2 separate regions of the Homo sapiens genome follow, and region 2 is linked to region 1. Evidence: chromatin loops called from intact Hi-C (ENCODE). Cell type or tissue: dorsolateral prefrontal cortex. All regions are shown on one strand. Links, peaks and the distances in the headings refer to the core of each region. The heading gives the core; the rest is flanking DNA. Region 1 overlaps SERTAD1 (SERTA domain containing 1). Region 2 overlaps SPTBN4 (spectrin beta, non-erythrocytic 4).

Region 1 (5,363 bases), core at 217-5,216:
AGACCAGCCTGGCCAACATGGTGAAACCATGCTTCTTCTAAAAATATAAAAATTAGCCGGGTGTGGTGGCATGTGCCTGTAATCCTAGCTTTTGGGGAGGCTGAGGCACGAGAATCATTTGAACCTGTGAGGCAGAGGTTGCAATGAGCTGAGATCACGGCATTACACTCCAGCCTGGGCAACAGAGCGAGACTCCATCTCAAAAAAAATCTATAAATATACATATACAGTTAAATAAAAATTGTCTATATCTTTAAAGTTCCCTAAGAAAAGCTAGGCACAGAGAGGTTAAGTGACTTCCCCAAGATCCTACCTGCAGCAACTGTCAGATCCAGGCTTTGAACTTAACATTTGTTTTCTATAACTGACTATAACTCCATAACTCCCTGCCCTCTGCAGATGCTGAGCAAGGGTCTGAAGCGGAAACGGGAGGAGGAGGAGGAGAAGGAACCTCTGGCAGTCGACTCCTGGTGGCTAGATCCTGGCCACACAGCGGTGGCACAGGCACCCCCGGCCGTGGCCTCTAGCTCCCTCTTTGACCTCTCAGTGCTCAAGCTCCACCACAGCCTGCAGCAGAGTGAGCCGGACCTGCGGCACCTGGTGCTGGTCGTGAACACTCTGCGGCGCATCCAGGCGTCCATGGCACCCGCGGCTGCCCTGCCACCTGTGCCTAGCCCACCTGCAGCCCCCAGTGTGGCTGACAACTTACTGGCAAGCTCGGACGCTGCCCTTTCAGCCTCCATGGCCAGCCTCCTGGAGGACCTCAGCCACATTGAGGGCCTGAGTCAGGCTCCCCAACCCTTGGCAGACGAGGGGCCACCAGGCCGTAGCATCGGGGGAGCAGCGCCCAGCCTGGGTGCCTTGGACCTGCTGGGCCCAGCCACTGGCTGTCTACTGGACGATGGGCTTGAGGGCCTGTTTGAGGATATTGACACCTCTATGTATGACAATGAACTTTGGGCACCAGCCTCTGAGGGCCTCAAACCAGGCCCTGAGGATGGGCCGGGCAAGGAGGAAGCTCCGGAGCTGGACGAGGCCGAATTGGACTACCTCATGGATGTGCTGGTGGGCACACAGGCACTGGAGCGACCGCCGGGGCCAGGGCGCTGAGCCCTCGTGCTGGAATGGTTGTCTGGTATCTGAACTGAGCCTGCTGGCTGGACCAACTGTCCTCGAAAAGACACAGCTGGCTTCCCTAGTACAGAGAACAGGGCTTGGGCCACTTTGGAGAGACAGAATCTAGTCCTGGGCAACTTCACATCCGTCCTCCTGTCTCAGGGCTGGCAGGGGGAGCCTGGAATTACCCCCTAGTGATGGAATGACAGGGTCTGGTGGGGACTGAATTCCCTGGCCCTGGGGTCATAGCTTGGGCTGTTCCTTCTCTGATACGGGAAGAGACCCCAATCAGATTTTTCAAATTAAAGCCAGTCCTGGGAAATCTCAAATCCGTGTGCTGCTTTGTCTCTGGGCAAATGTGAAGGCGAGATAAAAACATCAAACATTTTATTGGGCGTAGGCTGTGTACGAGGCACAGTTTCTAAGCACGTCACTGTGTTAACTCATTTAATCCTATAACAGCCCTACAAGATCGGTAGTATTATCATCCCTATTTTACAGGTGAGAAAACCAAGGTTCCAAGATTATCACTTGAGGTGGGTTTTAAATTATGAACTTTTTTTTTTTTTTTTTTGAGATAGGGTCTCGCTCTGTCACCCAGGTTGAAGTACAGTGGTCTGATCATGGCTCACTACAGCCTCAAACTCCTGGGCTCAAGCGATCCTCCTACCAGGCCACTTTTTTTTTTTCTTTCTTTTTTTTTTAAGACAGATTCTTACTCTGTCGCCCAGGCTGGAGTGCAGTGGCGTGACTTCGGCTCACTGCAACCTCCACCTCCCAGGTTCAAACGATTCTCCTGCCTCGGCCTCCCAATTAGCTGGGACCGACTAATTTTTTATATTTTTTGTAGAGACAGGGTTTCACCGTGTTAGCCAGGATGGTCTTCATCTTCTGACCTCGTGATCTGCCTGCCTCAGCCTCCCAAAGTGCTGGGATTACAGGCGTGAGCCACTGTGCCTGGCCTTTTTTTTTTTTTCTTAAATTTTATTTCTTTTCTTTGCTAGCAGGAAGTCAAGGCAACTTTTTAAAAATGAAAGCAAGTCCTCGCCTGGAGTCTACCTGTATTTATTGAGGAGCGAAGGGGAGATTGCTTTCAGAATGGTCCCGAAATAAAAACACAAAACCTGGACCCTGGACAGATCCTCTCCAAGGAGCCCTGAGAGTCGGCTCTCCAGGAAAATGGGGGAGGAAAGGGGGACAACAGCCCATTTTTAAAAATAAAATTCACTCCTGGTCTTAAATCTCTGGGCAAAGGATAGGGACGCTTGGAGCTGTGTCTGAAATAAAGCCACTAGGCTTGGTAGCTGGACTGCAGAGAGGGAGCTCAGGGCAGGCAGCTGTGCCTTCCTTCTAGAAGAAACCCAGACCCGGACGAGCTGGGGCCACCTGCCCGTGTGCTGGGCCTGGCTGGAGCGCCGGGTGTCAGCGGCCGCCCCCGCGGTCCAGCCGCATTCCAGGCCTGGCTGGGAGGGGCCGCACACTCAGCGGCCTGGCACGGGACCCAGGCTGCGTCCTTCCTGACGGCCGCAGGGACAGGGCGGAGCCTGAGGGGGGGTGCACGGAGGGGAGGGAGTGTCACCGTGAAAACTGCGGGTGCGCATGGAGAGAGGCGCAGGGGGCTGGACGGTGACCCGAGGGGCCAGCGGGGCCTTGAGTGAGGGAAACGCCGCCATCGTGGGGTCCCAGAGCCTCGCTTCTGGCCAGAAGCCTCGGGGAGGCAGAGGCAGGAGTGGAGCTGGGCCAGATGGGGAGCCTGGGTCGGCCCCAGGGGCCGGGAAGGGGCGGGCAGAGTGGCGCTTCCTGGAGGAGCAGAGGAAGTTGTGCCCATTTCTGGAAGTGGATGAGGCGGGCCGCGGAAGCGGGTGAAAATGGCCTGCGGGGAGCTGTCGTCCAGGCTGAGGGTCTTCCAGGCGCCTGACTCCAACCCCGAGTGACTCCAGCCCCGGGCAAATGGGACTCGGACTGCTTTGCCGCAGACTCAAAACTTGGGCGCCTGGGCTGAGCTCAGCACCGCCCCCTGGTGCCCAGTCGGGCTCTGCGGTGCCGCCGTCTTGGGTTCCCCGGACATCTGTCCAGTGGTCGAGGGATCATGAACGCCCTCTGTTTACAACACTCTGCGGGCCTGTTTCTTTCTTTTCTTTTTCTTTTTTTTTTTTTTTTAGAGACGGGGTCTCGCTTTGTCGCCCAGGCTGGAGAGTGCAGTGGCGCGATCATAGCTCACTATAGCCTCGAATTCCTGGGCTTCAGCAATCCTCCCGCGTCAGCCTCCCAATTAGCTGGGGTTACAGGTGCACGCCACCACGCCCAACTGATTTTATTTTTATTCTTATTTTTATTTATTTATTTATTTATTATTTTTTGAGATGGATTCTCGCTCTGTCGCCCAGGCTGGAGTGCAATGGTGCAATCTCGGCTCACTGCAGCCCCTGCCTCCTGGGTTCAAGCAATTCTGCCTCAGCCTCCCGAGTAGCTGGGATTACAGGCGCCTGCCACCATGCCCGGCTAATTTTTTGTATTTTTAGTAGAGACAGAGTTTCACCATGTTCGCCAGGCTAGTCTTGAACTCCTGATATCAAGTGATCCGCCCTGCCTCAGCCTCCCAAAGTGCTGGGATTACAGGCGTGAGCCACCATGCCCGGCCGATTTTTTAAATTTTTTGTAGAGACAGTGTTGCCCTATGTTGTCCAGGCTGGTCTCGAACCCCCAGGCTCAAGCAATCCTTCCACCTCAGCCTCCCAAAGTGCTGGGATTCCCGTGGGCCTGTTTCTTATTCTTTCCTTTCCCCGCTTTTTCAAAGAGATTGGGTCTCACTGTGTTGTCCAGGCTGGAGAGCACTGTCTGTACAGAGGAGTGATCATAGTGCTGTACAGCCTTGAACTCCTAGGCTCAAAGGATCCTCTGGCTTCAGCCCTCAGAGTGGCTGGGACTATAGGCACAAACCACTGTGCCCAGCTAAGGACCTGTTTCTGATGTCTCCGAGGCCCAATATGGGGTGAGCTGATCCTTCCGTCTGCCCCTGTGCCTGCTTTGCCACTGATGGCCCCTCTCCCCAGAGCCTCTAGGTACAGTTGCATAGGTTGTGCACTGCATATAGGCTCCGTATGTAAGGGGCTGCCACTGGTGTTCCAGGTACCCTGCATTTACATATTTATTACAAGTTTCCCAGCAGATGGAGGTCAAGTACCTCCAGGAAGGGGCATGTCTTTTACACAAAAGCACCATATGGGCTACATCAGCCCTGGTCCCGTCTGCCCGGTGCCCTCAGGTTTATGAATGGCTCATGTGTGAGGACCTGCCCCTCTCTCCCCATGTGTCACCCCCAGATGGGTTGTGCAGGCTCCCTGGCTCTGGTGTGCTGCTCCACCCTCAGGCTCAACCCCAGGAGGCCACACCACCTTGGCCAGCAGACTCCAGGGCCCACACCATTCCTAGCTGAGCCGCCAGCCCTGGCACAACTGCCACCTTTCACAGAGCCTCTGTGTATGCTCGCCATGACGCCCCCTAGGCCAGCTTTCCTCCATGGCATTCACAGACCACCCCCAAAACACACACACACACACACACACACACACACACTCTCTCTCTCTCTCTCACACCTGGAAGAGCTGTGACCAGCTATCTTGTCTCTTTTTCCTCCCTCCCTTCTTCCTGTCCTTCATTCAGCAAAAATTTATGAGCACACACCTACTGTGTGCCTATCCCTATGTAAAGGGTAAATCTGACCACATCTCTCCCCTGCCCCTGGGCCCTTATTACCCCACTTCTCTGGGGTCTGAATTCTGTACTTTCCAAGGCTCACCTTCTACCTCTGTCCCTATTCATTAGACACTTATTGAGTGGCCGGGCATGGTGGTTCACGCCTGTAATCCCAGCATTTTGGGAGGCCGAGGCAGGTGGATCACAAGGTCAAGAGATTGAGACCATCCTGGCCAACATGGTGAAACCCCATTTCTACTAAAAATACAAAAATTATCTGGGCAAGGTGGCGGGCCTGTAATCCCAGCTACTCAGGAGGCTGAGGCAGGAGAATCACTTGAACCCGGGAGGCGGAGGTTGCAGTGAGCCGAGATTGTGCTGCTGCACTCCAGCCTGGCGACAGAGCGAGACTCCATCTCAAAAAAACCAAACCAAACAAAATTAAAAAACACTTATTGAGCACCTATGGTATGCAGTCCCGGCACACTTTAGAAATCTAACAGAGATATTATTGAAGCAGTAAGCTGGAGAGAAGAGACTGTTCCTGAAAG
Region 2 (5,363 bases), core at 314-5,313, 110 kb before region 1:
CCCCCTCCAGTAAAAAACCAGACTTATCCTCCAAGCCAGAACTTCCCCACTCATGACCAAACCTGGCACCTGAAACAGTTTGCTCCTCCCCTTTCTCCTCCCCACTCCAGTCACAAGATCCTCCCTCCTCCCTCCTGCAAAAAAAAAAAAAAAAAAAAAAAAAAAAAAAAAAACAAACACTGGACTCCAGCTCCGCGGTCCCGGGAGGCAAATGCAGTCATAGCCAAGGACAAATCCCAGATCCCCAGCCGGCCAAACCCCAGCCCATGTCCCCTGAGCATGTGCTCCCCAGGGGTCCAGGACAGCATCACACTCCTTCATACACACACTAGAACCAAGTCCAGTGCTGAACCCCCCAACTCAATTCACAGGTTCCCGACGTGCAGGGAAGAGTCCAACGGCAACCACAGCCCGCAGTGAAAGCAGAGCCCTTAAAGAGATGGTACCCCATCCTCAAAGTAAAGCCCCCTCAAAAGTGATTCCTTCATGATGGAGGGCAAAACCAGACTATCCAACAACCCAGGAAAAGCCCCACAAAGTCAGAGCCCCCTAGACCCAGAGAAAATCCAAGGCCCCTCATCTTCCAAGGCAGAGCCCCCCAAAAGTGATTCACCTCCATCATCCAAGGCTGATACAGATCCTCCCAAAACAAGAAAGAAACCCCCCAAAAGGTTGAGAAACCCCCAACCCCAGGGCAAATCTTAGATGCCCCATTACCCGGAGAAGAGCCCCCCCTCGAAAGGCTGAGACGCCCTGAACCCTTAGGGCAAATCCAGATTACCCTAGAAGTGGTCTTAGAAGTCCCCCCGCTTCGCTCCCCTCCCTTGGGGGCCGGCCCCTCAGTCCCGCCCGCGCCAGCACCGCGGACAGCTCCCGGCGTCCTTGCCCCTCCCCCAGGGTGGGGGTCCGGGCGCCTGCCCGGCCCGCCCCCGCGCCGCCCCGCCCCTCCCTCCCGCGGCCACGACGGGCGGGCACGCGCCCGAGCCCCCTCCCCTGTCTGCGTCCGCGGGGTGCGCGCCAACCCCCTCCCCTGGGCGCCCCCGAGACCTGAAGCGGCAGTGGCGTTGGCGGGGCGTCCCTGCAGCGGGCGGGCGGGTGCTCGCCCCTCAACTGCGACGGCAGCGGCAGCGGCGGCGAAGGCTGAGGCTCCGGCGGCCGCGCGCCCCCTCCCTCGCCCCCGCGCGGCGGCCGCGCGCCCGCCCGCGTGCGCCCCCTGCCTGCCTCCCTGCCCGCCTCTTTGCGGGGCCCCAGGTGGGGGTGCAGGAGGAACCACCACTCGCCCCAAGGCTTCGGGTGGGGGGCTTCTGCGCCATCTCAGATGATTGCTGCCTGATCCAGAACAATCTCATGAGGGATGGGGGGTGCTCCTGGACCAAATCTAATGCCGGGAGGGAGCGCCTGGGGCTTGGACTGCCTCACTAAGGGAGTGGGGATTATGGTGAGGGGCTGGGTGGGGGCCTCCTGAACCATCTCTAATGGGAAGAAGCTCGGGCTCCTGGCCACCACATGTGGACAGGGGATATGGGAGGGCGACCTGGAACATCTCACAATCTCCAGTGGGGGCGAGGGGGAACAGGGGGTTCCTCCAGTGGCTCAAGTCCCGGCCTACCCCAGTTATGGGGGAGGGGGGCACGGTATGGAGGCCCTTGTTTATTCCGTGTGCGGAGAGAACAATCTCCCATGGGTGTTCAACATAGGGGGGAGGGTCGAATCGTCTTTAATTGAGGCTGAGGGGTTTAGGGGTTAGACCTGGTTCCTGAACCAGCTTTGGTTGGAAGAAACTTAGGTACGGGGTGATGATGGAGGAGGGGATGATCCTGGGTCACACAGATGGAGGGGCTCAGGGCCAGGCCTAGCTCTGTTTAGGGTTTAGGAAAATGTTTACTAGGCCATCTCTAATGTGGCCAAAGTCTAGAATCGTTTCTATGGAATGCAAGGGAAGGAGGGGAAGACAGCAGGTCTCCTGAACCGTCACTAATAAGGAAGGGGGCCTGGACCATCTCGGATTAGGGGAGATCGTCCCTAATGTGTGCAGATCATCCCTAAGGGAAGGGGCTTGATTACTGAACACCTTTAAAGGGGCGAGGGCTTGGTTCAGAGCCATCGCTGGCTGCAGGAGGGCGCAGGGCCGCTGGCCCCCCCACGGCCCTCGGCCCTTATCCCCACCGCCCGCCCCGCCCCTCTCCTGGGGTAGAGCGATTCTCACAAATCTCAGGAGAGAAAGGTGAGATCAGCGCGCGTCCCCGCGGGACCCGTAGGCGCGGACACGCGCGGTTGCCAGGGGCGCCCGGGGCCCCTCCTTCGTTTCCCGGAGTCGGCGTGGGCGGGCAGGGACTTGCGGAGCATGCGCACTGAGACCCGGCTCCGCGCGCCCCCTGGCGGCTTAGAGCGAGCATCGCTCCGCGACCCACTTAGACGGGGCGTCCCCACCCCCACCTCGGCCGAGAAGCACTTCCCTCCCGACTAAAGGGGATGTCTCCGTCCCCAGCACACCTGGAGTTCCTACCTCGTGGCAGTCTCGGAGGAAGTGCTGCAGCTCAAGTTGGTCATGTAGCTTTTGCATCCATTGCTGGGCCCGTAACTGGTTTTCTTGGTTCCTGGGGATGGGGAGATAAGGGCTGGGGAAAGGCCCCGGGTTGGGGGGTGCGGCGCTGGCAGTAGGACTGTGAGGGCACTGGGCTGGGTAGGGGAAGAAGGGCGTGGAAAATATGTAAGAGAGAGGGAGGAATTAGTGGGGCAAAGCCAGGGACGCAGGGACGGGGCTGAAGAAGGGCAGAGAGAGAGACAGACAGAGGAAGAGAAAGGGAGAGGCAGAGACAGGCACTTAGAAAGAAAGAGATATAGACGGAGAGAAAAAAAGGCAAGTCCAGAGAGAAAGATAACAGAGAAGTAAAGACAGACATACCTAGGGACAAAAACAAAACAAAACAAACGAGAAAGTGAGAGGAGACACCAGAAAGAGAGCGAGAGAGAGAATAAAAAAAGACGAGAAAAGAGATGGAGCAAGGCAGAGCCAGAAAGAAACTCAGGGAGCAGCAGACGACGAAAGAGAGGAGGCAGAGAGAGGGAAAGTGACAGGAGGAGTCCGGTCAGGGACAGCCCAGAGAGAGACAGGCAGAGGAGTGGCAAATGCCACCAGGAAAAGACAGCCCCACAGACGACAGACAGACCAGGGGGCCGCAGAGTTGGAGAGAGGGAAGAGAGCAGAGTGTGGGGAGAGATGACAGCAGAGTCGCAGAGAAGCTGAAGTGGGCACTCCTGCAGGCAGAGCGAGGCCCTTGGCCTGACTGAACTGACCAGGCTGGACCCAGGCCGTACCACTCTGGAGCCGGCTGGGACCATGGGCCCCGGGCAGTCTGGCCTCCTGCCCACAGTGCAAGGCAAAGTGCCCAAGAGGCCTGGTGGATGGGGCTGGGGCATCCCACATGGGCTCCCATGCATCCCTGTCCTGTTGCTATCTGTCTCCCCCAGGGAGAGAGAGAGAATGAGACTATCCTCCCAGGGTCTCCATGAGAGTCCTTAGAGATCCTCCCAGGGTCTCCATGAGAGTCCTTAGAGTCCTTTTTTTTTTTTTTTTTTTTTGAGATGGAGTCTCGCTCCATCGCCCAGGCTGGAGTGCAGTGGCGTGATCTCGGCTCACTACAACCTCCACCCCCCAGGTTCAAGCGATTCTCCGGCCTCAGCCTCCCAACTAGCTGGGATTACAGGCGCCCACCACCAGGCCTGGCTAATTTTTGTATTTTTAGTAGAGACGAGTTTTCGCCATGTTGGCCAGGCTGGTCTCGAACTCCTGACCTCAAGTGATCCACCCGCCTTGGCCTCCCAAAGTGCTGGGATGGGAGTGAGCTCCTGCACTCGGCCAATCTCAGAGGCCTTTCTGACCTACCAGGCCCCACACCCCCACCTTTCCAAACTCTTATTCTCCTTGCACTCTTCCCCCTCACTCTGTGGTAACTGTACTGCCCTTCTCGCTGTGCCTTGAGCAAGCCTCAGGCCCTTGGCACTAGCCGTTCCCTCTGCTGGGAATGCTCCTTCCCCCAACATCTACTCAAAGATCACCTTCTTCGTGAGGTCCCTCCTGACCACTCCCCAACACTTTCTGGCTTTCTTCCCTTCTTTAATTTTCTCCTTAGCACTTAACGCAATCTAACACGTGCTATATGTTACTTATTTATCTTGGCTGTCTCCCATGCTAGGATATATCATTTCCATGAGGGCAGGGATTTTTGTCTGTTTTGTTCATAGATGTGTCCCCAATGCTTAGAAAAAGGGCTTGGCATACAGTACACGCTCGACTTATATTTGTTAAATGAATGAATGCAAGAAACACAGTGGCAGAGAGAAAAAAGATGGGAGAAACAAAAGTACAGTATCTGTGAAAGACAGAGGCAGAAAAGACAGGGTTAGAGAGGTGCAGATGGAGGGAGAGAAAAACGGAGAGAAAAACAGAGAGGGAGCAGGAAACAGAGATACAGAAATAGATGGATAGATGGAAGCAAAGAGACAGAGTGTATAGGAGACAGTTGCAGAGACAGAACCAGAGAGAAGGAACAGGAAGGGCCTGAGACAAGCAAGCGAAGCACTGACTGCCTCCTGCCCAACTTAGCTTAGGAGCCAGGAAAGATAAAATGCCTCTGAAATTGAGCTGAAATCAATCTTTCCAGGCCTTCAGCAGCCAAACTGTCAAGCATCAGTCCTAGAGATGAGGAAGACCCTGAGTCTCCATGAGGGTGAAAGAACAACAGAGTAGGCCGGGCACGATGGCTCACGCCTGTAATCCGAGCACTTTGGGGAGGCCAAAGTAGGAGGATTGCTTGAGCCCAGGAGTTTGAAACCACCCTGGGCAATATAGTGAGACTTCATCTCTACAAAAAAAGAATGAAAAATTAGCCGAGCAAGGTGGCACATGCTTTTAGTCCCAGCTACTCAGAAGGCTGAGGCAGGAGGATTGTTTGAGCCCAGGAGATTGAGGCTGCAGTGAGCAGTGATCGCACCACTGCACTCCAGCCTGGGCAACAAAGCAAGACCCTGTCTTTAAAAAAAAGAAAAGAAAAGAAAGCAACAGGGTTCAAATCTAGGCTGTGGCACTTCCTGGCCATGACTCTGGGCAAGTCAGTTTTCCCCTCTGAGCCTCACATGCAAAACGCAGATAAGAACAGCACCTAGCGGCCGGCGCGGTGGCTCACGCCTGTAATCCCAGCACTTTGGGGAGCCGAGGCAGGTGGATCACTTGAAGTCAGGAGTTTGAGACCAGCCTGGCCAACATGGCAAAACCCTGTCTCTACCAAAAATACAAAAATTAGTTGGACATGGTGGCTCTTTCCTGTGATCCCAGTACTCAGGAGGCTGAAGCAGGAGAATAG

What was found. Hi-C counts contacts between places; a loop is a spot of excess contacts. Peaks named below come from ENCODE experiments on the same cell type or tissue, not always from the same donor. Only the 100,000 strongest peaks of a DNase experiment are listed, where the experiment ranks them.
Region 2: it touches region 1 in a loop (6-fold over the local background); 13 of 110 quality-filtered maps call a loop at or near these places.

The regions. Positions count from the first base shown.
Region 1 is chr19:40,418,583-40,423,945 of GRCh38, reverse strand. SERTAD1 (SERTA domain containing 1) reads left to right here. Exons shown (of 2, transcript NM_013376.4): 2 at 400-2,357. The coding sequence starts at 400. The coding sequence ends at 1,110. Among named protein-coding and RNA genes, the nearest start is that of SERTAD1, 4.7 kb to the left of the region's middle. RefSeq lists a silencer at 2,588-2,677 and enhancers at 2,968-3,087, 2,753-3,253. In dorsolateral prefrontal cortex, for the core only: CTCF peaks have their summits at 2,930 and 3,133 (motif pointing left); DNase peaks (open chromatin) are centred at 2,645, 3,045 and 3,749; H3K4me3 peaks cover 1,601 bases; H3K27ac peaks cover 2,412 bases.
Region 2 is chr19:40,526,275-40,531,637 of GRCh38, reverse strand. It overlaps SPTBN4 (spectrin beta, non-erythrocytic 4), which reads right to left. Exons shown (of 36, transcript NM_020971.3): 18 at 2,507-2,597. Among named protein-coding and RNA genes, the nearest start is that of SHKBP1, 48 kb to the left of the region's middle. RefSeq lists a silencer at 2,141-2,460. In dorsolateral prefrontal cortex, for the core only: CTCF peaks have their summits at 2,165 and 2,369 (motif pointing left); DNase peaks (open chromatin) are centred at 1,163 and 2,317; H3K4me3 peaks cover 2,007 bases; H3K27ac peaks cover 2,920 bases.